6 separate regions of the Homo sapiens genome follow, and all the other regions are linked to region 1. A link is a loop called in an ENCODE intact Hi-C map of the cell type or tissue named here. Cell type or tissue: Calu3. All regions are shown on one strand. Region 1 holds the start of LINC00302 (long intergenic non-protein coding RNA 302). Region 2 has its middle 17 kb from the start of KPLCE. Region 3 overlaps LOC101928009 (a long non-coding RNA gene). Region 4 has its middle 18 kb from the start of IVL. Region 5 has its middle 11 kb from the start of PRR9. Region 6 holds the start of SPRR1B (small proline rich protein 1B).

Evidence for each region. A loop is a pair of places that touch in the nucleus more often than their neighbours do. Peaks named below come from ENCODE experiments on the same cell type or tissue, not always from the same donor. Only the 100,000 strongest peaks of a DNase experiment are listed, where the experiment ranks them.
Region 2: a loop joins it to region 1, with 2.0 times the contacts of the local background. A loop is called at or near these places in 6 of 110 quality-filtered maps.
Region 3: a loop joins it to region 1, with 4 times the contacts of the local background. A loop is called at or near these places in 7 of 110 quality-filtered maps.
Region 4: it touches region 1 in a loop (6-fold over the local background); 8 of 110 quality-filtered maps call a loop at or near these places.
Region 5: it touches region 1 in a loop (6-fold over the local background); 24 of 110 quality-filtered maps call a loop at or near these places.
Region 6: a loop joins it to region 1, with 2.6 times the contacts of the local background. A loop is called at or near these places in 4 of 110 quality-filtered maps.

The regions. Positions count from the first base shown.
Region 1 is chr1:152,651,263-152,656,262 of GRCh38, forward strand. LINC00302 (long intergenic non-protein coding RNA 302) reads left to right here and starts at 4,215. Exons shown (of 2, transcript NR_145430.1): 1 at 4,215-4,285. In Calu3, CTCF peaks have their summits at 2,952 (motif pointing right) and 3,155; a DNase peak (open chromatin) is centred at 2,929.
Region 2 is chr1:152,733,608-152,738,607 of GRCh38, forward strand. It overlaps the pseudogene LCEP2. Among named protein-coding and RNA genes, the nearest start is that of KPLCE, 17 kb to the left of the region's middle. In Calu3, a CTCF peak has its summit at 2,238 (motif pointing left); no DNase peak of the experiment used is centred here.
Region 3 is chr1:153,190,862-153,195,861 of GRCh38, forward strand. LOC101928009 (a long non-coding RNA gene) reads left to right here. Exons shown (of 3, transcript NR_110685.1): 3 at 1-815. It also overlaps a transcript of SPRR2G not described here. Among named protein-coding and RNA genes, the nearest start is that of LELP1, 10 kb to the right of the region's middle. In Calu3, a CTCF peak has its summit at 2,028; a DNase peak (open chromatin) is centred at 2,040.
Region 4 is chr1:152,924,197-152,929,196 of GRCh38, forward strand. No RefSeq gene overlaps it. Among named protein-coding and RNA genes, the nearest start is that of IVL, 18 kb to the left of the region's middle. RefSeq lists silencers at 2,040-2,089, 2,100-2,179. In Calu3, a CTCF peak has its summit at 2,032; no DNase peak of the experiment used is centred here.
Region 5 is chr1:153,226,462-153,231,461 of GRCh38, forward strand. No RefSeq gene overlaps it. Among named protein-coding and RNA genes, the nearest start is that of PRR9, 11 kb to the left of the region's middle. In Calu3, a CTCF peak has its summit at 2,951 (motif pointing left); a DNase peak (open chromatin) is centred at 2,990.
Region 6 is chr1:153,030,956-153,035,955 of GRCh38, forward strand. SPRR1B (small proline rich protein 1B) reads left to right here and starts at 248. Exons shown (of 2, transcript NM_003125.3): 1 at 248-292; 2 at 1,372-1,945. The coding sequence starts at 1,391. The coding sequence ends at 1,660. In Calu3, a CTCF peak has its summit at 2,115 (motif pointing left); DNase peaks (open chromatin) are centred at 116 and 2,136.

The DNA of each region.
Region 1 (5,000 bases):
ATAAACATACAGTTTCAAGAATCAGAGTGAACCCAAAACTCATGAAATCACCAAGAGTGATCCCAAGCTAAGCTCAAAAAACCCTGATAACATCAGCTGAAAACTAAAGACACAGGAGTAATCTTGAAAACAGCCAGAAAAAATGATGCATCACTAAAACAGGAGCAAAGATTCAAATCATTGCAGATTTCTTATCAGAAATCACAGAGGCCAGAAGAAAGTAGCTTATCATTTTTAAAGTACTGAAGGAAAACAACAAAAATGACAATTGTCAACCAGATATTTACATGCAGCAAATAATTTTCTGTCTTTCAACAATGAAGGTGATATAGAGACATTCTCAGATGGGAGAAAACTAAGGGAATTTAGAACCTGCCCACCTGGACATCCCTAGTACTTCCAGCTCTCTGCATGTATGGGCAAAGTGGCTCCAGAACTCAAGGGCAGCCTAGATACTGATGAAGAGCTGCAGGTACTGGCTGTTGAAGGTGAGAAAACAACAGAAGGTGGGGGTTGGGGTGGGCAGTGTGCACAAGAGCAGTAAAAAGGGACAAGAGATAATCTAGGTAGTACATGCATGTTGACTGCCAAAATTTCCCCTGAAGTATGCTCTTTATATTTTAAGAATCTTAACAGAGGACTTATATTGCTCATTTCCATTCTTCATTTAGACTAACTATGCATACACATCAAAGTTCATTTGTTCACAATTAGTTTTCACTCATATACATTTTTGCTTTATTTATGGTAAAATTTTTCATATTGTGTGCCATCTCATTTTATTTCATTGTTTTCTGGGTATACACATTTATGTTTTCCTCAATTTTAAATATTTAAATTATTTTTTCACTCAGATAACATAATATATATTTGCTTTTATTTTTTCTGAATAAAGATATACGCTTTTCTTCTCCTTTCAAGTCTTCAATAAATCTAGAATTTGCCTGAAGTATTTGGTGATGCCTCCCCTCCCTTGGTTTCCCATGGTAGAGATAGATTGCATTGTTGCCAGTATTCATGCCCTTATGCATTGTGACTTTGCAGTTCCCCTCACTGAGGAGCAAAATATATTTCCTAATCCCTTGACCTCGAGTTTGGCCTTCTGGCTTTCTTTGGTCAATAGAATAACGGAGCAGTGATGGTATCCCATGCCCACAAGGAAAACATGTCCAAGATAGCCTACAGGACCCAAAAGGAGGAATGAAAGACCCGTGGAGCAGAGCTGAACCACCCAGCTGAGCCCAGCCTAGGTCACATTTGACCTCCATCACCCTGAAGACCTGCACTCTCACAAGCTAAATAAATAATTGTTCTATGCATTTTGTTTATTACGTTGTCGTTGTGCACTATAATTGAGGCCATAGTTAACAGATATATTCCTGAACTCTAATCTTAGTCTCATCAACCATAAAAAGCTTTGCAGCGTTCTAGAGACTTCCCACTTAGGTTTTAGCTTATTGTCCTACATATCCCTGAACTTGTCAAATACCTTAGGGGAAAACTAGGTGTGCACTTGAGGGCCCCCATGTCTCTGCTACAGGCTCAGTTGATTTCTTTGTCTCCCAGCTATGTTCTTTCCATGCTTAAAATCTGGATTCTTAGTGTTTTACCTGCCCAGAATTGACAAATACTCTCAGGATTAAAAGTGGTTGCAGAAGTCAGCTCCTCTCCCTGGAGTCTTAGCTCCTCCAGTTCACACTGCTGCAGCACTTCTCTGCTGCCTTCCAAAACACAATTTCTGGTTTAATCTGAGTTTTATAGTTATGTTAGTTAGGAGAACTGGTCTCTCAATAACTATTTCATCTTATCTAATGAGGAAAGTTTGCAAGGGAAGGTATGTTTTGTAATTAGAAAATCTACCAATATAATCAGTGCATTTACAGATTAAAGAAAAAACAAAAAGATCATCTCAATAGATGTAGAAAAAAATTTAACAAACTTTAATACCGTTCTCAATACAGACCTCTGAAAACCTGTAATCAAAGAGAATATTCTTATTCCACTAAACAGTAATTAGCAAAAGTCTGCAGCATGTGTTCAGTCAGCCTTCTTGAACTGGAACTCACAAGTTTAGGTTATTTTTTCTTTTTCTTCATTTTGACTGACACTAGAATTTTATGAAATTTTTTGTTATCAAAAGACATTTTAAAATCTATTAGAGCCAGGCGTGGTGGTATGTGCCTGTAGTCCCAGCTACTCAGGAGGCTGAGGTGGGAGGATTGCTTGAGACCAGGAGTTTGAGACCAGCCTAGGTGACATAACAATATCTCTTAAAAAAGAAAATATATGAGAATAATCGTGCTTCTTCTCCTTGCTTGAGCTACAGATAAGCACTTTAAAAAAAAACATAAAACTGCTTTCATTATATTGCCATTACATTTTTAAAGTCAGATGGACCTTAGACAGAGAAACTGATGCTCACAGAGGTGAAATGACTGATCCCAAGTCACAAATGAAAATGCAGGCAAAGCCAGAGCTAGAGGACTTTTTTTTAAATTCCCAGTCTGCTGTTGGACCCTAAACACTTTGAGCCTTGCACAAAAGCTTGCACTGTCTCCTTGCTACTGATAGAAGGAAGTCAATTAAATAAAAAATTTTCTCCTAATTTTCAACTTCATCTGCTGACTACAACTTGGCTTTTAAATATAGTCTTCCTCCTTCCATTTTTCAGCAATGCAAACCCTCAACTGGAGTCATATAGATCTACTTACTCTGCATTTACTGACTTTAGTTGCACTTTTAAAGTGTGGAATCATGCACGCATCCCTGCTTGAAACATGCTTCTCTATTTTCTCCATCTACCCCAGCAGCTCTCTGTGGACTGATAAACTCTTGTCTGTCAGCTCCAAACCTACCCTTCTGGGCTCTACTTCGTGATGCTGGCCTGGGCTTTGCAACCGTGGTTCTACTTCGCGGGCAGTCCTCTATTAGGTTTTGTCACTAGGGGGCGCAAGAGACGCAGAAGTCAGGAGAGAAAGAAAGGCCTGTAAGTGTCACCCTATAGATTTTTTTTTTTTTTTTTTTTAATCTGGCAGCAGCAGTTGGTTCCTGTTCCCAGTTTTCTCCACACTTCCAGAACTATCCTCTTCTCCTTTCCTCAGAAGCACCGGCCCCACTAGCCAGTGTCCCACCTCAGAAGCTTGGGTTCTCGCTCTGCAGGTCTCTCCTCTAAATTCCTAGGTTTCAAGAAGTCCATCTCCTTTCCCTTGTTCCCTATCCTTAGTGTGGCAATAGCTGTTCCGCGTGATGCTAGAATTCTCCATATTTGCCTTTTCAATCCTCTAACACCTGTTTAATCCAATGCTTATTGTTTCTGTCAAAATAAGGAGTGTTTCTGTTTTCCTGAATGGACACAGACTGATACAAATCTCTAATAGGTTAACATGGAGGAACTGATGGACAAAAAGAATATCCTGAAATAATAATGTACTTATTTCATTTTGCGAACTTGTAACAATTTTACTGGCAGAAAAATGTGACTTATAAAGTGAAAATAGGTCTATATAGTTCAAAAGCAATTGTACCTGACGTTTTAAGAAATCGTAGATATTTATACTATTTCTTGCTAGCAGAAAGTCATTGAAATGTCAAATGTTTAAGTAAAATGTAAGAGTAAAACATAGTTTCTTAAAATTGGGAAGACTTTGTGAAGGGAAAGAGTGTAAGTATCCAGTTCTTACAGAAGAACTTTGATAGACAGGGAGAACACCGACATTCAATGAATGCAATAGGATCCCTTATTTTGAAAAAACATTTAAAAAAAGAATCCTCTTTAAAAAGTTACAGTTAATATATGTTTTTGAAAAGAGAAAGAGAGTGAGAAGCTGGATCACAGACTGAATTAGGAAGAAAGGAAACTTATTTATTTATTTCCAAGAAGGAACAGGACCATAGAGTCTTGAGAAACCAGATTCTTGTCTCAAGGGTCAGGAATCCTATGCCGCTTTATGGAGTCCCAGCCTAGGAAATAATATACTTTGATGAGATTTCGTTCTCTAGCTTCAGAAGAGTAACTCAGTATCTCCCTGGGAAGGATGGATTGAAGAGACAGGGAGGGAAATGTCAGGAATTACCCTGCAGATGCCCCAGTATGGGAGGAACCACTTCCTGCTCCACCCAGAACCATGGCTCACTAAGGCCCAGTCAGGCGAGTGCCTGCCTATAAAATGTGTGTCAGGACCCCGCTTCTCATCTGCCCTGACACCCTGGGGACTGCCTGCTCCACACCTGGGTCTGACCAGGGTGAGTGGATCTTTTGGAACCTAGACAGAGCACAACTGAAAGGGTAAGTAGCTGTTGAAAATCACAGGGGGAAAGGAAAGACAGGAAAAAAGAGGGTAATAGGAGGAGAGATGTTGGCCTAGGAAGATCCAGCCTGGGAATTAAGAGTCCCTGGGAATTAGAGGGATTAGCCAATCCAAATTCTTGCCAATATCTGGCTTCTGGCAACTGAGTCAGCTGGCTGGGGAGGGATTATTCCACGCTATTCACATCTCATAGATCCATTTCTAGATGCTTAGAGAAGATGGCAGAGGCACACAGAGAAAATGGCAATACCCAATATTACCATGAAATGCCAACTGGTATCCTTTCCTCTACCTCAGATATAATTCCCTCCCTCCTTCCCTTCCCCAATCTCTTCCTCCCTCCCTTCTTGGCTACCTTTCTTTTCTCCTTTATTTATTCATTCATATATTATTCCTATATCACCAGCTATTTATTGAGCTCCTACTAATTACCTGGTGTTATTCTAGACATTGGAATATAGAAGTATGCAAAAGAGGGGAGGATAATCCCTGCTCTTGTGGTGCTTCCATTTCAGGGGGAAATCTACATTTATTGGACATCATCTATGTGACAAGAACTGTGCCATATCTTAGAGACAGAGAAATGAACAAGATGGAGGCTTTGGCTTGACTGTGTGTGTGTGGGGGAGGGTGGGGGGTTATGATTTGTTCAATATGTCAGCAGCCCCAGGGTAGATTCCAAAGGAGGAAACA
Region 2 (5,000 bases), 82 kb after region 1:
CTTGTTTATTTTCATTGCTAAGATTCTATCTCGAGTCACACCTTAATTTTGTAGAGAATAGTGGAGTACTTGTCTGTTTGGTCTTCTAGATGGTAAACTTTGTAAGTACATCTTTGAAGATAAATAAGTGTGGTTTCCAAGTCTCTCTGAATCTTCCATATTACCTGCTGCAATACTTTGCACATTAAATATGTTTAATAAGTGACATAGAATGAGACACACCTAACCCTCATTTTTTTTTCCATATGTACCTTCATAAATATTCACATATGGCCTTTGTTGAGTTCAATAAGAAAAACAGAACAAAATCAACAGTTCTAATTGTATCAGGTAATATCATTTCTTTGTGACAAAGGAGCCTTACTAGGCACAATAATGCCTATTAAAATACCAAAGCAGGTGAAAGAATAATAATCAGTAGAGTAGTAAGAATAGTAGCCATAGAAGTTGGTACCACCTTTTGAGTTCTAGCTACCTGCATGGTCCTGTACTCGTGCTTTATAGGTAATATTTCACTTCATGCTTACAAATGAGCAGAACTATGATCACTATTTTGAAGACAATGAAACTGTACCCTAACCGTAACTTGCTTAAGTTTGCACAACTTTCTCAAGAAGCAGGAATGCCAACTTAAGTCTCACTGTCTCACGGACCCCAAAACTATTCTTTTATATGAATACTCTGAAATACCTCCCATTTGTTTTAGTCACCTTCCTCTTTTCTTTTCTCTCTCTCTCTCTTTTCTTTTTTTTTTTTTTTTTTGAGATGGAGTCTTGCTCTGTCACCCAGGCTAGAGTGCAGTGGCATGATCTCAGCTCACTGCAACCTCTGCCTCCTGGGTTCAAGCCGTTATCCTGCTTCTTCCTCCCTAACAGCTGGGATTACAGGCACCTGCCACCATGCCCAGCTAATTTTTGTATCTTTAGTAGAGACAGGGTTTCACCATGTTGGCCAGGCTGGTCTCGAACTCCTGACCTCGTGATCTGTCCACCTCAGCCTCCTAAACTGCTGGGATTACAGGCGTGAGACACTGTGCCCTGTTCCCTCTTTTCTTTCAACCTTCTGTGTCTCTAATGTCAGCTCAAGCTTCTCTTGACCAGAGGTATAATTAGGGTCAGTATCATCATCACTTTTCATCAATTGTCATTGGCTTTTAAGTAGCTCTTTCTTTAAAACCCCCTGCCCTTAAAATTAGAGCTTTTTATTTAAAAATTCAATAATTTTTCTTAAAAACCAATCTCTCTGAACTGCTGTAGTTCTTTAAGTCAACATCACACATCATATGGACAATTTGCCATTGTGACCTTACTTCTACATATAGAAATTGTGATTTCTCCATCTTTAAAAAATTCATTGTTTATCTATCTCTTAAACTCTTTGAAATAGTGATCTCTGCTTATCTCTCCTGTTTCTTTCCAAAATTATTATAAGGCAGTTTTAGCCCTCACTATGAAACTACTGTTTCCAATGTCGCTGTGGATTCTGTCTCCCTAGCATTTGATAATATAAGATAATGTCCTTTATTGAAATTTCTTTTCCCTTTTTTTTTCAAAATACCATGATTTTCTCTTTATTTTTCCAGCTATGTGCCTCAACTTTCTTTCTTAGACTCCTTAATTTTTACATCTCCTTTGCCTACCCACTAAAAGTTGGAATACCCCTAAGGTTCTGTGCCTGGTTCTATCTCTTTTTTGTCTTTTTTTTTTCTCTCAGCATGCATACTCTTTTTTAGTAACCTTCTCCACTTGTGTGTCTTTAGTGGTTACTTAATTACCAAGGAGGCAATCCAGTTTGTGTTAGGTGACACTCTCCTCTATCTGCCTATTATATTGAGCCCTGGCAAAAACCTATTACAGGATCGCTTTGTTCTATTAAAAAAAAAAAAAGTTAAGGAGCTCCTTAACTACAATAGGAGCTCCTTAAGTTAGTGCTAACTCCTTATTCACAGTAATTTAACCCTGTGTTTACTAACTAGTAGGTGCAATCAATGTCAACTTAAATCCACTTATGTCTTATTTTATTTCCCTTCTCTGTAAGGTATCTACCTATAGACATGCTCAATAATGCAATTATTCTAATTCTCAAGCACTTTCAGCCTTTACCTTCAACCCCCAATAAAAAGTCTGTTAGAACTTCCAAGTTCAACATAATATCTGTCTGTATTCTAACTTATTCACATTTCAAACCCCCTCCCTCCTCTGATGGCAACACCAGCCCTGCATGTGCCCACTGCCCTCTAGGGGCCATTAGGCTCCCCAAAGCCTTTACTTCCATGCTCACGTGGATTCTTCTAGGTCCACCTTCTGCCAACCTGGTCTCATTTCCACAGAGCTATGCTCTGAAATAACTTATTTCTCAGGAATTAGTATTCTGTATTAGTGAAATAACACTATACCTTCCTGGGAATCTATCTTCATACAAGAGATTCTAAGAGCCAAGAGGCTGCACCATTATGGCCTGAGTATATGCCTCAGTGCTTTCTAAACATCTGCCTTCCTCTTTCCTGCTGTTTAATCTTTTTCCTATGTTTATTGTTCCAGATACTGTACAAAGCACATGGGATATGGAGGCTAACAAAACATGCCGTACTTTCATACTGTTCATAGATTAGACAGACATGTACAAAGACTGTAAAACCACCTTGGGGAAATGCTGTATGAAACCTGAACAAGAGTTCAAGATCACATGGTACAAAAACTTACAAATCATTGTTTACACATTTGTACTGTGGGACCATAACATCCTCAGAGCAATCTACATCATCTGTGTCATTGATATCTGGCAAAATTATGGGCCCAAGATAGATTATATATATTTATTGGAATAATGAATGAGTGACTGTATGAAGGTGGAACGGCTGGCTTGCAGCAGATCTATGGAGCGTGTATGGAGTAGTCTCTAGCCTGTGGGATTCCTCTTGGCTCCTGTCCAGGGAAATCCTGGAGCCCTGGGGCTGGAAGTGTGTGTGAGAAGAGTTCAACCTCCTCTAAGGCAATGAAAGTGATTGTTCTGCATACACAGGATGTGCCTCACTCCCAGGGAGACACCAATCCCAGGATAAAAGGCCTCCAGTGCCAGGGTCCTCAGTCCTTAGCCTTGTTAGTGACAGCCCTTGCTCCTCCACTAACCAGGTCAGTGCTTTGCAAAGAAGGCTCTGGATGGTGATTCATGGGTGCCAGACAGAACTGCATGGAGAGAGGGCAGAAAAAGGCAGGCAGAGAAGAAGAAGTCACTTGGGTTTGGAGGGACAAGTGTGAGAATTCTTCAACCTGCAGTTGACCTAGGTCTGGGCTTGTTTTTATGTATCCTTGTTAGTGACAACCTCCCTCCACTTCTCTTGGTTTGCTAAATATATGCCAGAAGCAGACCATGGGGCTGTGAATGTCTAACTTAGGGAAGGAGAGTAACAAGAAGAAATGCCTCATGAGCAGTGGGGTAGAGGAAGAGGAGAAGGAACAAAGCAAGAGTAGTCACAGGAATTGAGGGGCTCAGGTTTACGCCTCTGATCTCTTTCCTTCTACTCCTCTTCCAATAAATGTTCTCAGAGACACCCATCTGACCTGCAGAAGAATGACTGATCCATTAAAGGATTGTTTCTAAACATATGGCCAGCTGTGTTTCCAAATTAGGAAGCCTTCTATGGGGTTGATTTTGGAGCTCATGTAGAAAGATGGTCAGCATTTTTCACTGGGGGAAAAAAAAAGAAAGAAACACAAGGTGGAAAGCTTTTCTTGCACTCAAGTTCATTTCATATCAGTTTCCAAATTCAATTTATGGATCATCTTCACAAAATATCTTGTTTGGGAGTGAGGATTCAATGAAATTCATTGTCTACAACATACATATCTGCCTGACATTTGTGCTAATGGCTTATGAAATTTCTCCTTAGGTTTCCTGACTTCCTCTCTAAATGTCCTGCCAGCAGAGCCAACAGCAGTGCCAGCCTCCTCCCAAGTGTATCCCCAAATGCCCTCCCAAGTGTACTCCTAAGTTTCCTCCCAAGTGTCCCCCAAAATGTCCCCCTAAGTGCCCAGCCCCATGCCCACCTCCAGTCCGTTCCTGCTGCAGTGTTAGCTCCAGGGGCTGCTGTGTTTCAAGCTCTGGGGGCTGTTGCAGCTCTGTGGGTGGTGGCTGCTGCTTGAGCCACCACAAGCCCCACTGGCCCCTTTGACTCTGACCTCAGAGCTCTAACTGCTGTGGCAGTGGCAGCGGCCAGCTGTCTGGGGGCTCTGGCTGCTGCCACAGCTCTGGGGGCTCCTGCTGCTGCTCTGTGGGCTGCTGCTGACCTGGGCCATGAAGACCTCATACAAGCAGTACTGGAGGAAATAAGATGTGGAAGACCTACCCAGCCCTGCTGCTGCTCTTCCCTCCTTTTCTTGTCTTCCTTGTCCTGGACTCTGAGATGCTGAAATCTTCACGAGGAAGGTTCTAAATATTACTCCAGATGGGCAGGCTCACTCTTCTTCAACATAATAAATTCTTCCCTACTAAGCCTCACCAGCATCTTGCTGCATCCCCCCATAGGTCAATGTTAGCTATATGGGGCCCAGCCCTGTCCTGGCTGGGGACAGAAAGCTGGCTCAAGAGTGCGGGTCATGTGGCCAGTCTCCCTTCACAGGGTGTGGTAGAAAACCCTGGGTTGACCTTTCCCGCATTCAGAGAGATTCAGTTTGGCTTTCTAGTTGCCGGTTGGGGTGACCATCCTCTTCTGGGTGCCTGTGCATTTTCTCTGGTGTTATATCGATTATTCTGCTATACTTTTCTCATTATAACAACTATGATAATATTTCTAACAGCTGATATGAAGTGAAAAATTTAGAACTGCTAGCACTCCTCAAAATAGTAAAATCTGGGGACAAGCCAAATGCCTCCTACATGAAAGGTACATGGTTCATTATTAGATATTCACTCAGTGTGCTGAGATTCTAAATTCAAAATGAATGAACTAAATCAACACAAAACAATGTATGAGTAAATGAAAAAATAAATTCCAAAAAGAT
Region 3 (5,000 bases), 540 kb after region 1:
CTATGATGTTTTTTTTTTCTCTCTCTGCTTCCCAATCAAACATATGTATCCCTGACTGGTCATGTCTCTGCTCTTTGCTGGAGATGTAAAAAAGTCAAGAGAGACAAAGTCACAGAGAGACAAAGGACAAATGGAGGAAAGTGGAGACTGAATGGTAAATCCTTGGAAGGACCCTAGAGGCAATCAGGGGCCACCCAAGAGTGACAAGGGGACCTGGTTCAAGTCAGAAGGTCTTCTTTTTCCCTCTGGTTGCCCAGTCTCAGTCTCTGATTTCAGCTGCCTCCAGACCCACCTCTACATGAGGCACCTATCCATTTCTGATTAGGGACTCGCCATGCAAGGAAGGTGAGGAGAGTACACAAAGGAGCCATCAGTGTCAGGGCTGCAGGAGGGATGAGCATGTGACAGGCCCTGCAAGGTTCATAGATGTGTGAGTGCTCAGCATCTGGGACCAGAATTGTGAGCCTGGCTCTGCACAGAGCCCAGTCTGTTGGGGATGGACCCCAGAGACAGTTATTACTGCAGCAGTTCTCACACTACTTGGCCTTGAAAATAATTTACACACTTAAGATTATTAAGGACCCTAAGTAGATTTTATTCATGTGATTTACATCTATTGATATTTCTTGTATTAAAAATTAAAACTAGAAAATAACACATTTTACATAAGTAGATATTGCACTAGCTGGCAGAGTGATGATGTCATTGCATATCATCTACTCTCCGGAAAATTCTACCATAGACTAATGAAAAAATATGAGTAAAAAAGTCAAATAATGTCAGCATTATGATTAAAATTGTTTTGATCTCACTGACCCTACTGAATGCATCTCAGGGACCCCAAGGTTCCCACACCACACTTTGACAACCACTGGTCTAGGGCATGATTGTAGGCCAGGTCTCCAGGGTCTCAGAGCACAACACACCACAGTAGCACAAGTCTCAAAGGGTTGAGGACATTCTCCTTGGTCTCAGCTTACTTGTGGGTTTTATTTATGCCTGTTGTTTAACTATCCAGCTAAATTAAGTTCTGACCTTTAATTCAATAATCATTAATCAGAACCAATTTAGCACTGCTAAATTGAGTTCTGTACCATTATTCAACAACCATTGACAACAACAGCTAGAAAGCATCTAGTTTATAAAACCTGAAGACAAAGAGAATAAGACACTGAGGCTCACTAGAGAAGCCTCCTCGGTTGTCTCCTGCAGCAGTGGGGACACACATGTGCTGCATGAACCATTAGGCTGATCTGACGAGGGCTTCTATTAGGCACAGAGGGCATGTGGGATGATGTATTGAATGTATGTCTTCATAAGGGACAGCCTTGAATTATGTGCAGGCTTGTGGAAGCTGAGGAAGAAGGCAGAGCAGAGGATGTCTCCTGGGTTCCTATCTGGGTTTCTTCCTTGGGTTCCTAAGTGCAACTGGCAGGAGTTTCCTTGGGAGCTAATCATATTCAGTGATTATGGAAGTTTGAATCTAATCATATTATATCCCAGTTCTCCTCCCACCAGCCACACAATAGCCTCTCCCTTATTTCCATGGAGGCAAAACCACATCATAGTCAATTGAAAAATATACCTGAAGGATAAAAAATTTCAAGAACAATCAAGAGTGGAGATGGAAGAGAAAGGATAAGAACTAATTTTATAGTAGGATTGGGAAGGTCCCCCCAAATTGCACCCACTTCCCTTTTGCCTAGTCAAGATTATAGGTTCCTGGGTCCCTTCACTGTGCACAGGAATGTACCTGCTGGTTGATTTCAGACTGAAACAAAGAGTAGAGCTTCTGGTTCTTGTTCTAAATCTTGTTATTAAACTCTTCTCCTGGGCCTAAATTTTTCTCAAGCTCTTTGCATTGTAGGTATGTAGAATATATTTTTCTCTACAATTTCCACAGCTTAAAGTCTTTTTGTTTAAGTTTAGCAGGCAGAATTTCTTAAATAAACTTTAAGCTGACACTACTGCCTGTGTAGGTAAGAACCCCCATCCATCATCCACTGTCCGGCCCCAAACCACTGATGTGTTTCTAGCACCACCACCTGGGAACTGGTGGTATCAAAAGATCAGAGCTACCTGGGCTATGCCTTGGCAAGGAGCACAAGGTGCGTCCTTTGTGAGGCACACACTAGGACTAGGTTTCCATTTCTTTATTTTGAGAGATTAGGTAAACCTTCTCCTTGTCCGCTGACCAGCCCAGGAAGTCTTGGTGGTGAAGAGAAGAAAAGGATGTAGCTTTTCTTACATCCAATAAGATAAACAAATGCAGCTAGAGGACAAAAGACTGGATAAACTGCCACAGGATGGTCGATATGCATTGACCTAGAAAGAGACAGAATCCCCTCTACATCATTCCTGGAGGTGACAGCTCCCCAGGAGGTTTTCTGTGACCCACTCACCCCCACCGATCATCCAAATGGATTTCCACAGCACGCTGAACAAACTTCAGCCATATTTCCCCACACTTAGCTCTGTGCCTCAACATCAGTGACCACACTCACTCTTGCCTAGACTGCAGAGTATTTGTCCAGGTTGCTCTGTATCTTCATTCCCTATGCTGCCCTCAAACATGTGCATGCACACACACTCACACGCACACACATGCACACATGAGGACACAGGCATGCATATGCACACACAGGGTCTAGCCTCTGGGAGAGGCTCAATGACTTTAAACTTCATTTAATCCTAAAGAGCAGAGCTAGAGGTGGTGTGAGTTAATGTTAAGCGATTTCATTTCAAGTCTCCGAAAGAGATGGTGGGATTGGGGTGGGGGCATATGAAAGATGCTAAACACCCAGCCCAGGAATCCTTATAGAAGAACTGTTTCCTGGAGATGAGGAGCTCAGCAAGTCCATTCTGCTTGTCTCCTCTCAGACACCAGGAAGTCCCAAAGACCTGAGGTGCTGCTGAGTAAATTAGACCTGCCTCCATATCCCTTTCTCTCACTCCCACATCTCCATCCAGGGCAGCTATCAAACTGGAACCCCACTGGGGGCTTAGAGCAATCATACCTCCTCAGGTCTATGAGGGCTGCATGGACACCAGAGCCCCTTGCACACTTCCTGGCCACCATGCTCCAGCCCACAAGATGACAGCTGTAGATGAAGAAACCAAAGACACAGATCACAGACATGATTCTCTTCGACCTGAGCTGGAACTTAACTTTCTTGGATCCCATGCTTTGCTCCTCCTTCTGCATCATCTTGAGCTTGTACCCAGGCTAGGGTAAAAAAGGCCTGGGAATTTTACTCTTTCTGATGTTCAATTCTGATTCAATGATACAATGTCAAACTGACATGTATTAACCTCCTGAAAAAAAAAGAGAGATCAGATTTTAAAGTAACTAGGAATAGCATAGATGAAGAAGAGAAACAGTCAATAATAGGAGAAAAGACAAAATGTCTGCATAACTATTAATAGAATATATCAAAACACAGGAAAATTTGCATGACATTCTAAAAGTCATTTAGTCCTGCCTCCCATCAAATTATTCTCCACCAAAAGGCCTTCAAAAGATTAGTTGGCACTTCATTAAACACTTGCTGGGCCAGACAGTTGATAAACTTAGGAAGTGCTGCTACTGGCCTGAGAAGAGGGTGTTAGCAACTTCTTCCTTACCTCCTGCCACTTCCACCCACACGTGCTGCTCCCACTCTCTGGAACTTTTGGGAGCATGTCTTCATAAGGTACAGCCTTGAATTATGTGCAGGCTTGTGCTCCCTCCTCCAAACTTTTCCTTCCTCAGACTAAAACTCCCCTACTCCACTTTCCATTTTTTAACAGGCACTCTATCTTGGTGCTTCCCAAACTTTTTGCTTTTTTTCTGAATCATTGCAATGTGAGAATGATTGTCTCAGACAGCAGCATCCGTAACCAGCCTCAGCCCTCTGAGTTTGGAGTAGACATGGGCAGGCATCGGCTCCTTGGTGCAGCCCCAGAGATACTCCCCTTGGCTGAGTGCTGTGCTCCAATGGAGGCAACCATGGCTTTGATCATGGCAGTGAGTGAGTGGGAGTGAAGGTCTTAGTCCCCAAGGATGGAGAATTAGGGAGAGGAGAGGGAATATCTCACATGTGAACATTCAGGAGGAAGCTCCTCCACTGCTGTCACTAAAGCATAAAAGTTTATCTCCTGTTTTTTGCAGTGTATCATCAACACAGGAAAGATGACCTAGCAGCAGCTGCAGCAGTGCCAGATCCCCTGCCAGTCCCCTTCTGGGTCCCCAAGCCCTGCTCTGTACCCCACAGCTGGCAGAAGTGGACTTCCTCTCCATGCTAACAGGAATACCACCAAAGCCAAAGAGGCTCTTCTGAAGCCTCCCTTCCCCGCAGCATCTAGGCAGTACGTTGCTCCCTGCACCCTCTCCAATCTCTTTCTTCCAGAATCACAAAGCCCAGAAATTACCTTTCATCTACTGAAAGAGAAAGATACCTTCATAGACCAACAATCTGAGAGCAGTTCATCAAGGGTATCCTCCCGGCTCCTCCTCCAAGCAAGGATTGGACACGTGGGCCATGTTTCGGTCTTCTTTGGTAAACAGCAGACCTGCTCTCCATTCTCTATTTTGACACTGTGTGGTCAGGACCAGTCAGTTCATCTAACTGTTGCCTCCACCACCACTACTGCCACTGCTGGCTCAAGAAGGCATCTCAAGTATGGAGTTTTCCTTCCTTAGCTCTCTGTACCCCTGGGTTCCACCATTTTGGGGGTCTTAAGTAGCAAGGATGATCGAAATTCTAAGAAAGAAAAACTGCTTTAGACAATGGTAAAGTCTTAAGAATTTTCTCTTTCCAATCCTTCAGCTTCAATCAAGACAATTACAACATTTATTTATCACCTCCTCTCCTAAGAGAGCTGACCCCTCAGTCTGCTCCTAAGCCTGTTTTGAACATGCTGAGATGACTCTTCCTTTCCTCTAGAGGCATGGGGACTCTATCTCACTCATCACACACACCTCCTTCCCTCGTGCTCCCACCCTGAGCACCCCACAGCCC
Region 4 (5,000 bases), 270 kb after region 1:
GAGATACTGAAAAGAATGCTTGCTCTCTGTGTACTCCTATGTCTAGTAACCAGTGGTTGTCTGGAGGATGTTAACCTCCTCACGTTTCCACCCTGTGCTTCCACCAGCATGACTGAGTAGTCGGCTGTGAGTGTTCCACAGCCTGGCTGTCAAGAGCCCTGGGGCAGATGTGAGAGACACCTAGTGCAGCTGAAGTGAGGTGCTGTGGGATACTCCTCAGCATAGGTGGTTGCCATAGCTACAGCCTGGGTAAAATGGTGAGCTGAGAAAACAGGAGGAAGGGCATAAAAAATGTTAGACTGTAGACATCTAGAAAGTTTGACAGGAGATATTTATGGACCTTATAATCAGAGTGTCTTCCTATTGCAATGGTCCATTTCCCTCCTTGCAATAATCCTTTTGAATAAAGTCTCTCTACAGTAAGAAAGTTCAACAGCAACTGATTAATCTTCCTAATGTTTTCTCTTTCTCATTTAAGTCTGAGATTTATTACAAATTCGGTTCTTTTTGTAATTTCTGTTTTAATTATAGTTACAACCCTTTTTTAACTTTCCATATTAACTTTTTTCTCTTTTTTATCTTGGTCAACATTTTTAATTTTGACTATTTTTTTCACCTTTTCAAAGAATCGGTTTGGCTTAGTCGATTCATATAATATATCTTTGTCTTTTATTTTATTAATTTTTCATTTTATATTTAGTATTTTCTTACATATACTTTCTTTTTTTTTTTTTTTTTTTTTTGAGACGGAGTCTCGCTCTGTCGCCCAGGCTGGAGTGCAGTGGCGGGATCTCGGCTCACTGCAAGCTCCACCTCCCGGGTTCACGCCATTCTCCTGCCTCAGCCTCCCAAGTAGCTGGGACTACAGGCGCCCGCCACTACGCCCGGCTAATTTTTTGTATTTTTAGTAGAGACGGGGTTTCACCGTTTTAGCCGGGATGGTCTCGATCTCCTGACCTCGTGATCCGCCCGCCTCTGCCTCCCAAAGTGCTGGGATTACAGGCGTGAGCCACCGCGCCCGGCCTACATATACTTTCTTTAGCATTTATTTTTTAATTCCACTTTCCTGTATTAGATCATTAATTTTCAGCCTTTCATATTTTATATAAACTTTTAAAGTCTTAATTCTCCTTACTTTTATTGCTTTTTCTGTATATCTAGTGAGTTCTGATATGCAATATTTATGCTACTGTTTAGTTCCAAGCATTTAAAAATCTCCTCCAGACTGTCCTGTCCAGGAGTAAAAGTTACGGTAATGCCACAATATCACACATAGGAAGGACAACATTGGCTCTTATGCCTCAGAAATCAACATTTGGACCATTCTGCTAGGTAACGGAAATAATAAAAATAATAAATAATTTATAAGCAAACAAAACAAGCTGACCAGGTGAGGCACTGCTGTGGAGGTTAAAAGGATGTCTGCTGGAGTCACACACTTGAGATTGAACCCAGCTCTTCTGCTTACATTCTATGTGATCCTGGGCAGGCTACATCATATCTCTGATCTGTTTCTTCATTATTAAAATGCAGACAAAAATATTGACCTTTCAGCATTGGTTTCGTTATTAAATAACACTTGCAAAGTACTTAGGTTAGTGTCTAGCACACGAAAGGGGCTCAGCAAATGAAAGCAGTGGTTCACACAGCATATTTGGGATTTCAGAAGTTCCTTTTGTTTTCCTCTGTGCCTTTTACTCATGTCTAATTAGACCATGAAAACAGACTTTGCTTCTTTCTTATGTGTTAGGAATTTTTCAAAGCATTTTGCATTCTTGAACCCATTTAATCCCTTAAAATGAAACCCAGTAAAGGGCACATATTCTGTACTAGGAAATCCTAACTGATTTTGATTAACTTACCAGCTAAAGCAAACTGTGTCTGTGGGGAAATGAGGAGGTTGCCCCAAAGGACTACAATGATAGGCTTTGGCTTGTTGCTTTTGGGATGTTCCTAGCACAAAGGAATAAAAATACAGTTTGAGCAAGAAGCTATAATGGGTGGCTCACCACTGGTAAAAGCTAGCCAAGAGGAAGAGCACTCAGGATGCCTGCTAGCCTTCCAAAGTATCTGTGATCTCTTGCTACCCTCTAGGGCTGTGATGTAGAATTGCAGGACCGAGAGAAAAGGGCTTCACCTGAGGGAGGCTCCTAAATGCAAAGCTTGGGCATCCAGGGTCTGCGTGAGACACCTCCAAGAAAACGGTGATGAATAAGGAAATTTGTGCCCTGAAGGATTCAGACAGAGCAAGGATATGAAACAAATGCATAAAGTACTTTTACTAACAATAACTGTGCCCCATTTATTGAGTGTTGCCACACGTCAGTCAGTGTCAAAGGCTTTACATGCATGATCTCAACTTTCTGGTGCAACAATGCCATGATTTGGTATGATTATCCTCCTCATCTGAGAGACAAGGACACTGAGGTTCAGAAGGACAAGTTGCTTGGTCAAGGTCACCCAGCTAGCCACTGAAATTCAAACCCAGTTGTCCAAATCCAGAGCTCATGCCTATACAATGCTTTGGGCACTGAGGTGGGAAATCCCACAGAGGCTTAGGGTACGCTCATGCACCTTTCTGAAGGAGATGGTATATGAACTGGGCTTTGAAGAATAGGTACTGGGGGATGAATACCAAAAGAAGATGGAGCAGAGCCCCAGAGGGAACTGAGTTAGGCCTAGATGGGGTTGGAGGGACACTGTGGGTGTGACTGGAATTAATGGTTTAGTTTGTTGGAGCTCAGGAAGCCAAGGGAGATAAAATAGAGATGCAGGCTGACCTTGATAATATTTTGTATCCACTACGTCCTTCCATAATTCTTTTGCAATAGGCATAAGGGAGCTGAAAATCAAGTAAGTGGATGATTTCCAGCCCATGTGGAAAGACAGATCCTGCCAGCCTCATGCTTACTCTTACTGGACAGCAGGGCAGCACCAGATTGTTCAAGAACTCTGAGGGGCAGCAGTGGGATAACAGGATGAAGTTCATGTTAAAATGCAGTAGGACTGGTCTGAGGCAGAAGCACTGCTAGGGAGACAGGCATCAGGAGAAAGTCCTCTGGCAAGAGGCCATGTGGCTACAGTGACCCTCTCCTCTGGATCTCACATGGGCATCTATGGTCTAACAGAGTTGAATGTGCTTAGATGGACAAAAACATACTTTTTAAATTGATGCACTTTTCCAGAAAAACCATGATGTACAATACATGGCAAAGAGATCTGCATTTGTCATGAGTAAGTAGATCATAGCTACCTTACTAAACACTAGTTTCTTCTTGACTAAGTTTAGAATATACATTTATAATATACATGTGTATCCTGCTCCCCTCGCTGGGTTCTGATAAGGATCCCAGGTAAGGGAGAAGACAGGAGCCTCAAAAATTGCCTTGGTTCTACAAAATGGGAGAAAATTTTTGCAACCTACTCATCTGAAAAAGGGCTAATATCCAGAATCTACAATGAACTCAAACAAATTTACAAGAAAAAAACAAACAACCCCATCAAAAAGTGGGCAAAGGACATGAACAGACACTTCTCAAAAGAAGACATTTATGCAGCCAAAAAACACATGAAAAAATGCTCATCATCACTGGCCATCAGAGAAATGCAAATCAAAACCACAATGAGATACCATCTCACACCAGTTAGAATGGCAATCATTAAAAAGTCAGGAAACAACAGATGCTGGAGAGGATGTGGAGAAATAGGAACACTTTTACACTGTTGGTGGGACTGTAAACTAGTTCAACCATTGTGGAAGTCAGTATGGCGATTCCTCAGGGATCTAGAACTAGAAATACCATTTGACCCAGACGTCCCGTTACTGGGTATATACCCAAAGGACTATAAATCATGCTGCTATAAAGACACATGCACACGTATGTTTATTGCGGCACTATTCACAATAGCAAAGACTTGGAACCAAGACAAATGTCCAACAATGATAAACTGGATTAAGAAAATGTGGCACATATACACCATGGAATACTATGCAGCCATAAAAAATGATGAGTTCATGTCCTTTGTAGGGACATGGATGAAATTGGAAATCATCATTCTCAGTAAACTATCGCAAGAACAAAAAACCAAACACCACATATTCTCACTCATATGTGGGAATTGAACAATGAGATCACATGGACACAGGAAGGGGAACATCACACTCTGGGGACTGTTGTGGGGTTGGGGGAGGGGGGAGGGATAGCATTGGGAAATATACCTAATGCAAGATGACGAGTTAGTGGGTGCAGCGCACCAGCGTGGCACGTGTATACATATGTAACTAACCTGCACAATGTGCACATGTACCCTAAAACTTAAAGTATAATAATAAAAGAAAAAAAGGAAAAAAAAATTGCCTTGGTTCAGCCTAACTTCCAGGAGCAATCAGAGCAACATTTCTCAAACAAAACTCAGATCAAGTCACTACAAGCTCAGATCTCTCCACAGCCCCCATACCCTGGGGGAGTGGTCCCTGCTTGGCTTTGGGAAGTCCCTGCTCTTCATCCACCCTGCTGTAGTCATACAGTCCTTGCTGAACACACCAAGACCTGCCTGTCTTAGGGCCTTTGCACTTGCTCTTCCTCTGCCTTTGTCCTCAGACCTTTGTGTGACCATATCCCATCATTCAGGCCCTGCTTCTGTGTCTTTGTTTCACAGAGTCCTTGTTGACCATCCTAGTTAAACATTACCACATCGTAGTTTCTTCATAGCCCTCATTACTCATCTGAAATTACGTTATTTAGTTTTTTGTTACTTGATCGTGTATGTGCTTATCATCTGTTTTTCCCCCACCAGGATGTAAGCTCTGGGAGAAAAAAGACCATGTGGGTTTTATAACATGTACCTTGTGTTCTCTGTGCCTAGAAAGTGCTCAATATGACGTAGTTCCATTTGTCTATTTTCACTTTTGTTGCTTGTGTTTTTGGTGTCATATCCAAAAAATAATTTCAAAGACCAATGTCATGAAGCTTTCCCCTTTGTTTTCTTTCAGGAGTTTT
Region 5 (5,000 bases), 580 kb after region 1:
TGGTCATTGGATGGGAGAAGAAGGAAGGTTTCTGTGTTGCTGGTAACATTCTATTTTTTTATCTGGGGGCTGCTTATCTGGTTGTGTTCAGTTTGTGAAAATTCATTGAGGTGGACATTTACAATATATGCACTTTTCTGAATGCATATTTTAATAAAGAGTTGAAAGTTCTATTGGGGTTCATCATATAATACATACATATTATTTAGAAGCAATAGATATGTACTGTCATTCTAACATCATGAAAGTTAAAAGACAAACACAAAATACAGACAATTTTAAAAGAAAAGATAAAAATACATAAAGAAAAAATTCAAATTTTTTCTTTCTGCTCCCAATGAATAGTTTTATGCACCCTCAGTGAACAATCAGCTCTTCTGGAGATTTTTTATAATGAAGTCCTGGATTACGTAAATGCTGCATGATCTTTGGCAAATCTCCCAGCCTCAGTTTCTGCATCTGTAAAATTGCACTGATGATCACCCACCCATCCTAGATGGCTGTCCTCAGGATCGAATGAGGTATTTGTGGAAGTATTTAGTAATTTGTAAAATGTGAAGGGTTAATATGATTATTACTATTAGCAGATAGTTACTATTAACATAGATTTACATGATAGTGAAGCCAATTCTATAGTAAATAGTTTGGATTTCATTAAAAGTAGCTAGAGATTTCAAGAGGAGTGTTCCCCATCACTAGGATGGCAAAACTATCTGCCAAAGGTATTGTAGAGTGATTCCTGCACCAGGAAGAGAGTGGAAATAATAATATTAAAAGTGATAATAATGGTGAATATTATGTGGCAGATATTTTCTAAGCACTTTATGTATATTAGCTGCTATTATAACCGTTATAACAAGCAAAAGAAGGAGGTCATATTAATATGACTATTTTATAGACAAAAAACTAAGGCTCAAAGAAATTAACCTACGCGAGATCTCAGAGATAACAATTGAGATAGCCTAGTTTAGATGCTCTTCACATTACCCTCCAAAGCTGATGCGAGCATTCAAAATCTATTCCCATTCAGCAAAGTTCAGTCTAATATCAAGGCAAACTTCCTTTCATTAATCTATTACTCAGCAAGTATTTTTGAGCCCCTATTACATGCCAAGCTCTATACTGGGTATTGGGTATGCAATGATAAATAAGCAAACACAGTCCCTGCACTCAGAGCATATGAGCTAGTAAAAGAGGCAATCAATATAAGAAATACACAAAAATAAATACATAATTCTAAATTTTGTTACATTCAACAAAAGAAAGTTCTAGGTTATATAAAATAATGAATTGGAGAACCTAATTTAGATTAGAGATCAGGAAAATCTTCCATGAGAAAATAAAATTTAATCTGAAACTGGAGAGGTAGGAGGAGTTGTCCAGGTGACAAAAAGAAAAAAATTATAGTGAAAACAAAAGATGGTTCTGATATAGGAAAAGCCTGATTGTTGTCTCAGACACAAAGATAGAGAGTGAGAGGGACTGTGTCCCCAGACAGGGACAGGAGGTGTGTGGGCAGGAGCAGACCCCACAAGCCTCTGAGACCACGTGACAGGTTTTGACTTTTGCCCTAAGAGTGAAGCATTAAAGATTTTTAAGCAGAGAGTGACAAGATTCAATTTGCAGATTGTAAATATTGCTCTAGTTAAAGTGTGGAGAATGGATTAGAGGAAGCAAGCAAGAGGTGAAGCGGGAGCCACTGGGGACACCATGGCTATAGCCAAGTCTCTGTGCAGCAGCAGCCACCATTTCCAGAAGCAGCTGGGAAAGACTGAAGGAGGAACAGGTTTGGGTGCAGTCCAGGTAAGAAGACCAGGGGCTCAGTTTTGAACCTGTCAATTTTGAGACGCATACAGAATAACCAAGCAGAAATACAAAGTAAGCACTTACATCTATGAGTCAGGAGCGCGGGAAAAATTCAGGAATGGAGATCTACACTTGGGAGCCATCATCGTAGGGGTAGCATTCTAGCTTTGGGGTGTATAGATCATCCAGTGACAGAATATAGATTAAGAAAAGAAGGGAACTTAAGACCATGCCCTGAGAAACCTCAACAGCTAAAGGTTGAGAAGAGAGAGAGCCCTTGGCAAAAGATTAAGAAGGAGTCAATGATTTAAGAGAAAAGTCAGGAAGGAGAGAGTGTGCAAAATGCTGAATGCCACTGAGGATCAGGAAGTGCCCACACTGAGTGACAACATGGAGAGCAGGCATGGGGGTGGGAGGGTCCAGCCAGGCTGGTCACCCAGGGATTGCTCAAATACTGGAACCTCTTCCCACTCACTTCTCTTCTTCTAAGGCACAGTGGTTTGCCATTAGATCCTGGTACATGGGAATAAGTGAGTGAATGAATGATAAATGATCTGAGGACCCAAAAGGTTTAACAGCTTGACCAAGATTATCCGGCCAGTAAGTATCAATGCCAGAGCTGAAACCCAGCTCATCTGATTCCAATGCCCATATTCTTGGTTTAAAAATACAAGCTTTAACCCAGGGGAAATACCTTTGATGACACACTCTCTGTCATGTTTAATATCATACTTTAAGGACTATTATACTTATCTCTAAAACTGAATCTATGGCTTAGGAGTTCATCAAAAACTAGGGTAGGGAGTGAGAGGCATCCCCTAAGGTCGCCTATCCAGGGGATAATGCATGAAGGAATAACCTTTACACTAAATGAATGTATAGTTTGGGTTACATCCTTGAGACCCTGTCTCAACTGACGAGCATGTGAGAGTCTGGCCACTCGCCCTGTAGGGCCAGCTCAGAGGGGAGCTTGGTGTTCTGGAGTTGTCGGTCAGGGGTGATGGTGGTGACTGTGGTATCGTGGGGGCCACCACCGCCATTCATGGTTGAAAGAAAAGAGGTGGTCAGCTGGCAGGGCCTTCTCAACTCAACCTCCCTCATCACCCGGTTCCCAAGCCAGCCTCATAACCAGTCCTCCCTCCTTTAGAAGCCGCTGGGGACCCCTTTTCTCTTCTCTTCCCAACAGCACCACCTGCTGGCCATAGAGGCACTTGGCCTTCTACTAATCACACCCAGTCTGGCCTGAGTTGGAGATGGCCGCACACACTCGGGTCCAGTCAATGCTCCATGTGGAGAAGACAAGAGTACAGAGATGCAGCATCTAACAGAGTCAGAGGAAGGCTATATGTGCAAGACAGAGTTACATTACTTATAGGGTGGGAGCAACACGAATAATGGTTCAGGACATAGGCTCAGGAATCAGACTTCTGGAATTCAAATCTAGACTCCACCACTTCTATTGTTCCCTTAAAACAAATTTCTCCTATGTGAGAGTAAGTGACACAGAATCTCCTATGAGCCAAGCACTGGAGTTACAGCAGCGAACCAGATACACAGAATCCCTGCCTCCCAGAGCTCACATGAGGAGGAAGACAGACAAAAAGCAACTCAGCAAATGCATAAATAAGAAATTGAAGAAAATGAAACAAAATGACCAGGGAAGAGGGGTGCTCTTTAGCTCGGGTAATGTGGAAAGGCCGATCTGAGGTGAGAGCAACAGAAATGATGGGTTACATGATGGTGGCAATGGCAGCGTGCTGGAGGTGAGAGGAAATCTGAGGGAACATTTTCTTGAATGTGAATTGACTGACAAAAGTGTCACTGAACACATTACCTTTGATTCCTAAATAGCCAGAATGACAAAGCCTATCTGTAGATTACTCATTGTGTTCTCATTCATTTATTTTTTCATTCAACAAATCTTTGTTGAGTAGCTACTGTATGCCAAGCTTTCCTTTAGGTGCTGGAGATGTAGCAGTAAACAGACCAAAAGTGCTGTTTTTGTGGAGTTTACACTTAGAGGACACCAAAAGCTCATTTATCCATTCACTGAGCTCCTGCTGAGCACCTAATGCCAAGCATGATGCCAGACACTGATGGGTCCCAGACCCTAAACAATAGGGCTATCTTGGGGTGGGCACATTGTGGCCAGGGTGAATATGCACCTGCATCTGTTTAGGTTTGTTCACAGGCATAAACACACACCTGCCTGAGCATGTATCCCATCAAACCTCAGACAACATGTATATACTGTTCAGATGTTTTTCAAAATGCATCGGGAAGACCCCGAAGGGGTCTCAGTAGAGGCTTTTTATTTGATTCAAAGCTTCAAAAGATTATTCCATCTGCAAAATGTATAAAGGCTGGATGTTGGAGGAAGCATGAAATAGGGAGAGGAAGGACCTGCTACTAGAGTTATGGCTAAAGGTGGTAGATGGCAGCAGTGGAGACAAAGACAAGAGGGTGACGCTAAGTGTTTTGGAGGAATAACTAACAGGAGTAGCAGGGGGACTCAATGTGTGGGGTAAAGGAGGAGAAAGAAGGCAGAAATACTCCCAAGTTTATGGCTTAGGCCACTAGGTGGATGCAGAGAGGTGAGGACTAGGAGATATGTGGGTACATGTCTGAAGCTCAGAGATATCTGGGCCAAAAATGTACATATTTGAGAGCTGTCATCACATAGAAGGTATTTAAAGATATGTGAGTGGCTGAGATCACCCAAGGAGAAGAAGAGAGGGCCCTACCGAGCTGAGGACTCCACAAGATCTCAAGGTTGGACAGCGCAGAAGGAGCCTGTACAGCCAGCTGACAAAGAGCGGTCAGTGAAGGAAGAGAAACTAGGAGGGTGGAGACTGGAAAGACAAGAGAAGACAGGTGTCCAAGAAAGGAAGGAAAATCAATGGAGTCAACCAATACTAACTGGTCAAGAAATGCAGAGTGGCTGGTGACCTTGATGAGGACAGCCTGAGTGGGGACACAGAGGCCAGAACAGAACAGAGTGGACTGAGGAGCAAAGGGAGGTACCAAGCAGGGCAGTCTGTGGGGTTCCTGGATGCAGCTGGATTGGTTTGCTGCTCAAAGAAAATCCCAGCTCAGACCTACTCTAGGACAGAAGAGGCCTTCATGAAAGATGCCTGGCTGCAGGTGTCCAGGTGTGGGAAGGTGAGTGGGAGGAGGCAGGACTGAGCAGCACT
Region 6 (5,000 bases), 380 kb after region 1:
ACCCTTCCTGTAAACACTACACCTGGGAGCAAAGGGTGTTCAGGGGGATAAAGCCCAGGTGACATCCTTGTCAGACAGCAAGTGCCACAAGTTTCATCACAAAAGTTGAGTCAACAGGTGGGTGAGGGAAGAGGGGTGAATCACATCTGACAGGTAAGGAATGTAGGCACAGCAGCCCAGATGGATCCTGTTTCCTTGAGGCAGGGCTTGTTCCATGCATAAAAAGCCAGTTGGCTGGGAACACTACACCAGTTCTAAGGGACCATACAGAGTATTCCTCTCTTCACACCAGGTGAGTCTCTTTACTTGGAACTCTTTAGCATCCATTCTAGGTATTTAATTTTTATTAGAGTCTCCTTGGCATTCTTGGTATTTTTTTCCCTCATTATTGAATTTGATCATAGCCATGCAGACTGTTCAACTGAATTATAACCTCTAGGAATATCTTCATTTTAAAAGTGTTCATACTGTAGGCTTGAAGAGAATTTAGACATTATCAGTTCTTCATTCACTCTTTCTGTGTCAGCAAGAAGGGGGTTGGTTTATTCAAGGATCCATAGTAAGTTTGTAATGGGATAATGACTAGAACCCAGGTCCACAGCACTTACCCTGGCATTATAATTCCTTCTTATTTATAATTTTAATACAGAGAATTTTATTCTTTCAACAGATACTTTTGTGAGAGCTTACTATATTTGGCAATTTGTTTGCAAAGAAATAATTTAAGCATCTATGATACTACAATTTAATCAGGAAATAAGAGCTAAAATGCATTGTATAACAGTAACTTATCAGTGCCAGGTGATTAGGGCAAGTTCTGTGACAGTTTGGGAATAGAGAGATTTCTGGAAGGTTTTTTCTAGAGAAGCCACTAAAAGTCCCATATGAAGCGATCTGTGGAGTTTGGTTAGTGCTTGAATGAGTAGGAACAAGGAAAACATTTAAGACAGAGGAGAACTTGAGCCAGGCCACAGGTGGGATTGCTTGGGGTTCTAGAGAGGTCAGAGTTATACAATAGATGATAAGCCATGCTATTTATCAGAAATGAGTGAGTAGATTTAATTTGTTAGGGTTTTTTTTTTCCAAAGAACCTCACATTTCCAATGGTCCAGTATTATGAGTCTCATATTCCTGCTAGAAGCCTGTTATTGTGCTGTGTAGGAAGAAAGAGAGCACCAGGAGAGGCCCTGCTCCAGTGGAGCAAGAGCAAATCATCTTTAGGTTCCTCTTCTTCAAAGGCTCAGAAATTAAATTAAGTATTCTTTGTGGTCAAGAAGGGGAAAGAACATAGCTTTTTAAGAGACCAGAAGTGGTATTCACCATGGCTTCTTCCCTATTATTCTCTGCTTAAATCATCTGTTCTGTGTCCAGGACCAGTCACTGTTGCAGCATGAGTTCCCAGCAGCAGAAGCAGCCTTGCACCCCACCCCCTCAGCTTCAGCAGCAGCAGGTGAAACAGCCTTGCCAGCCTCCACCTCAGGAACCATGCATCCCCAAAACCAAGGAGCCCTGCCACCCCAAGGTGCCTGAGCCCTGCCACCCCAAAGTGCCCGAGCCCTGCCAGCCCAAGGTTCCAGAGCCATGCCACCCCAAGGTGCCTGAGCCCTGCCCTTCAATAGTCACTCCAGCACCAGCCCAGCAGAAGACCAAGCAGAAGTAATGTGGTCCACAGCCATGCCCTTGAGGAGCCGGCCACCAGATGCTGAATCCCCTATCCCATTCTGCGTATGAGTCCCATTTGCCTTGCAATTAGCATTCTGTCTCCCCCAAAAAAGAATGTGCTATGAAGCTTTCTTTCCTACACACTCTGAGTCTCTGAATGAAGCTGAAGGTCTTAGTACCAGAGCTAGTTTTCAGCTGCTCAGAATTCATCTGAAGAGAGACTTAAGATGAAAGCAAATGATTCAGCTCCCTTATACCCCCATTAAATTCACTTTCAATTCCACTCTTGACTGTGTGTCATTGACTCTACAACTTCATTCCTTTCCCTCGTGAAGCGGGAGCTGTACACAGAGATGAGTTGGTGAAGAAGGGCTTTGTCCAGAAGGCATCTGATGCTCACATTAGGAGGGTGAAGGGCTGCCCCCACAAGCATTCCTGGGCTGCCTATGGGAGGTTGTGTAATGCCACCTAGAGGCTGTTGCTTTGGGCATCCAGGGCTGGAAAAGGGCTCTCCTCTTGCAACTCAGTGAGTCATGCTAGAGTTTAGTTAGCACTTGTCTAAGCTGACTCTGACTCACTAATCCTGATTGCCTTCTCTCCAAATCTGGCTTTTAGACTGCTAACTTACCAGCCAATTCCTGTTTATTTCAAGTAATGTTGTTCCTACATATGCTAACCTGCTCCTTCTCACTCATTTCTCTGATATCTACAACCTAGATTTCCAAACACCTCCAAAGATGCACAGACTCCGTTCTTTATCTCAGTTAGTCATTTCTAGTTTCTGAGTGCCAACTCTGGACCTGAAACAGAACAAAGGGGATTTAAGGTGCTTGCCAGGGGCATTTACAGTGCCCTGGAGGGATATACTTCACTCCCTACCCCACCCCTCATTCAAACACACATACACACATATACAACCACACACACAAGATCTGGAGTCCTCACAGAGTAATGCACAAAAGCTGATCCAGTTTGGAGACTGTTTCTTTCACATAGGTGGGAACCATGGAAGTGAGAACTGTAAAACCCACCCTCACCCCTCTCCCTGTAGTATCAACATGTTTCAAGTCAAATTAAACAAGATAGAGTTATCAACAGTGTATTCATATATATATGCATATATTTTTATATTGATGGAAAAATAGGTTGCTCTTGTATGTAACTGGGAGACAAAGCAAGTTGTTCTGCAGTAGCATAAAAGAGATTCTTTTTCTTAGGATGCAAAATGAAATAATAAAAAAATTACATGCCATTGGTATAACTCAAGAAATTGTGATATTTTTGATCACGGCATTTTTACTTGATTGCATTATTTAAAATTACAAAGCCTATATGAAAAATATTTGCCCTAAATGTTGTATTGCCCTAAGGGTTTTTTTGTTTAATTAGTAGGTAAAATCTACCATCATATCCAAATATAAGTGCCTCTAGCACCTAACCAATTAACCAAGCAGAAAAAAAAGTGTTGTAATCATGCGATTATTAGTCAGCATAGGTCAGCTGCTATAACAACACCCCCTATATTGTTGGGGCTCCATCAAGTAAAAGTTACTTTCCACTCATATAAAAGTCCAATATGGGTTTGTAAAGTCTTTGTTCCACATAGTCATGAAGACACACAGTCCTTCCTTCCTATGGTCTCACTATCTCTGAGTGCTGTGCTTTATGAATCCAAGCACAAGAACAGGGAAATAGACTGAATATAGAGAAGGTGTCCCTGCACTTATCCACTTGGAACAAGAAATGGCATGTATCCCCTCAGTTCTTATGGACTTGGCTAGAACTTGGTCACATAGCCCTGTCAACCTCACAAAGTTAAGAAATGTCGTTTACTGCTGTGCTTAGAAATAAGAGGAAGACAGAGATTTGGGTGAGCTCCTCAAGCTTCAGCCACAGAATAGCCTTCTTGTTCTCAAATATCCATCTGCTCCTTTGTCTCATAAGCAGAACACAATCCCGTAAGGAAAAAAAGCCTTATGGTCCCCATCAGCTCAAAATCTAGGATCTCTAGATGACATGAAATTCTCTCCATTACATTTTCCTATGGCTCCTTTTGTTCAGCAAATTATGAAACAAACAAATGGGCCATTTCTTCCTGTTACCCAGCATCCAATGGCAATGCAGGTACAGGAGAGCTAAATCAAAACTACCATGTTCAAAGGAAGATAATGGTGACACATGGCAGCCACTAGGCCTTAGTACTCTGAAATCCAACTGGGCAGGCATTGTGAAGCCACACTCTTCCCACTCCAATATACCAGAAGTGGTAGAAGTTCCTTTTAAGGTATTGATTCTGTTCTCTGAAAGGAACTCCTTTTAACTTTCCTATTCGTTGTTCTGCCACCCGTAGAATTGTCCTTTTCTTAGTACTATTCTCTATAATCAAACCTCAAGTGTGCATTGTGGATTGCGCCCTTCTTGGTTAGGTAAGCTTTGCAGCTCACTTTTCTTTTTTAAGTTTTTTATTTTTTTCTTTTCTATAATTTCAACTTTTATTTTAGATTCAGGAGTCGATATGGTTTGGTTCCGTGTCCCCATCCAAATCTCCTGTGGAATGATAATCCTCAATGTTGGAGGAGGGGCCTGGTGGGAGGAGATTGAATTATGGCAGCAGACTTTGCCCTTGCTGTTCTCATGATAGTGAGTGAGTTCTCACAAGATCTGGTTGTTTAAAAGTGTGTAGCACTTCCACCTTTGCTCTCTCTCCTGCTCTGCCATGTGAAGATGTGCCTGCTTCCTTTTTGCCTTCTGCCATAATCATAAGTTTCCAGAGGCCTTCCCAGACATGTTTCCTGTACAGCCTATGGAACTGTGAGTCATTGAAACCTGTTTTCTTTATAAATTACCCAGTCTCAGGTAGTTCTTTATAGTAATGCAAGAACGGACTAATACAAGGGTATACAATTGTAGGTTTGTTACATGGGTGTATTGTGTGATGCTGAGGCTTGGAATACAAATGAGTCCATTACCCAGATAGTGACCATAGTAACCAACAGGCAGTTTTTCAACCCTTAACCCCCTCTGTCTCTTCTCACTCTGTTACTCACCTGTGTCTATTGTTGCCATCTTTATGTCCATGAGTACCCAAGGTTCAGCTCCCATTTGTAAGTGAGAACATGTGGTATGTAGTTTTCTGTTCTCACATTAATTTGCTTAGGATAGCAGCCTCCAGCTCCATCCATGTTACTGCAAAGAATGTGATTTCATTCTTTTTTATGGCTATGTAGCATTCCATGGTGTATATGTACCACATTTTCTTTATCCAGTCCACTGTCGATGGGCACCTAGTTTGATTCCATGACTTTGCTATTGTGAATAGCACAGCAATGAACATACAA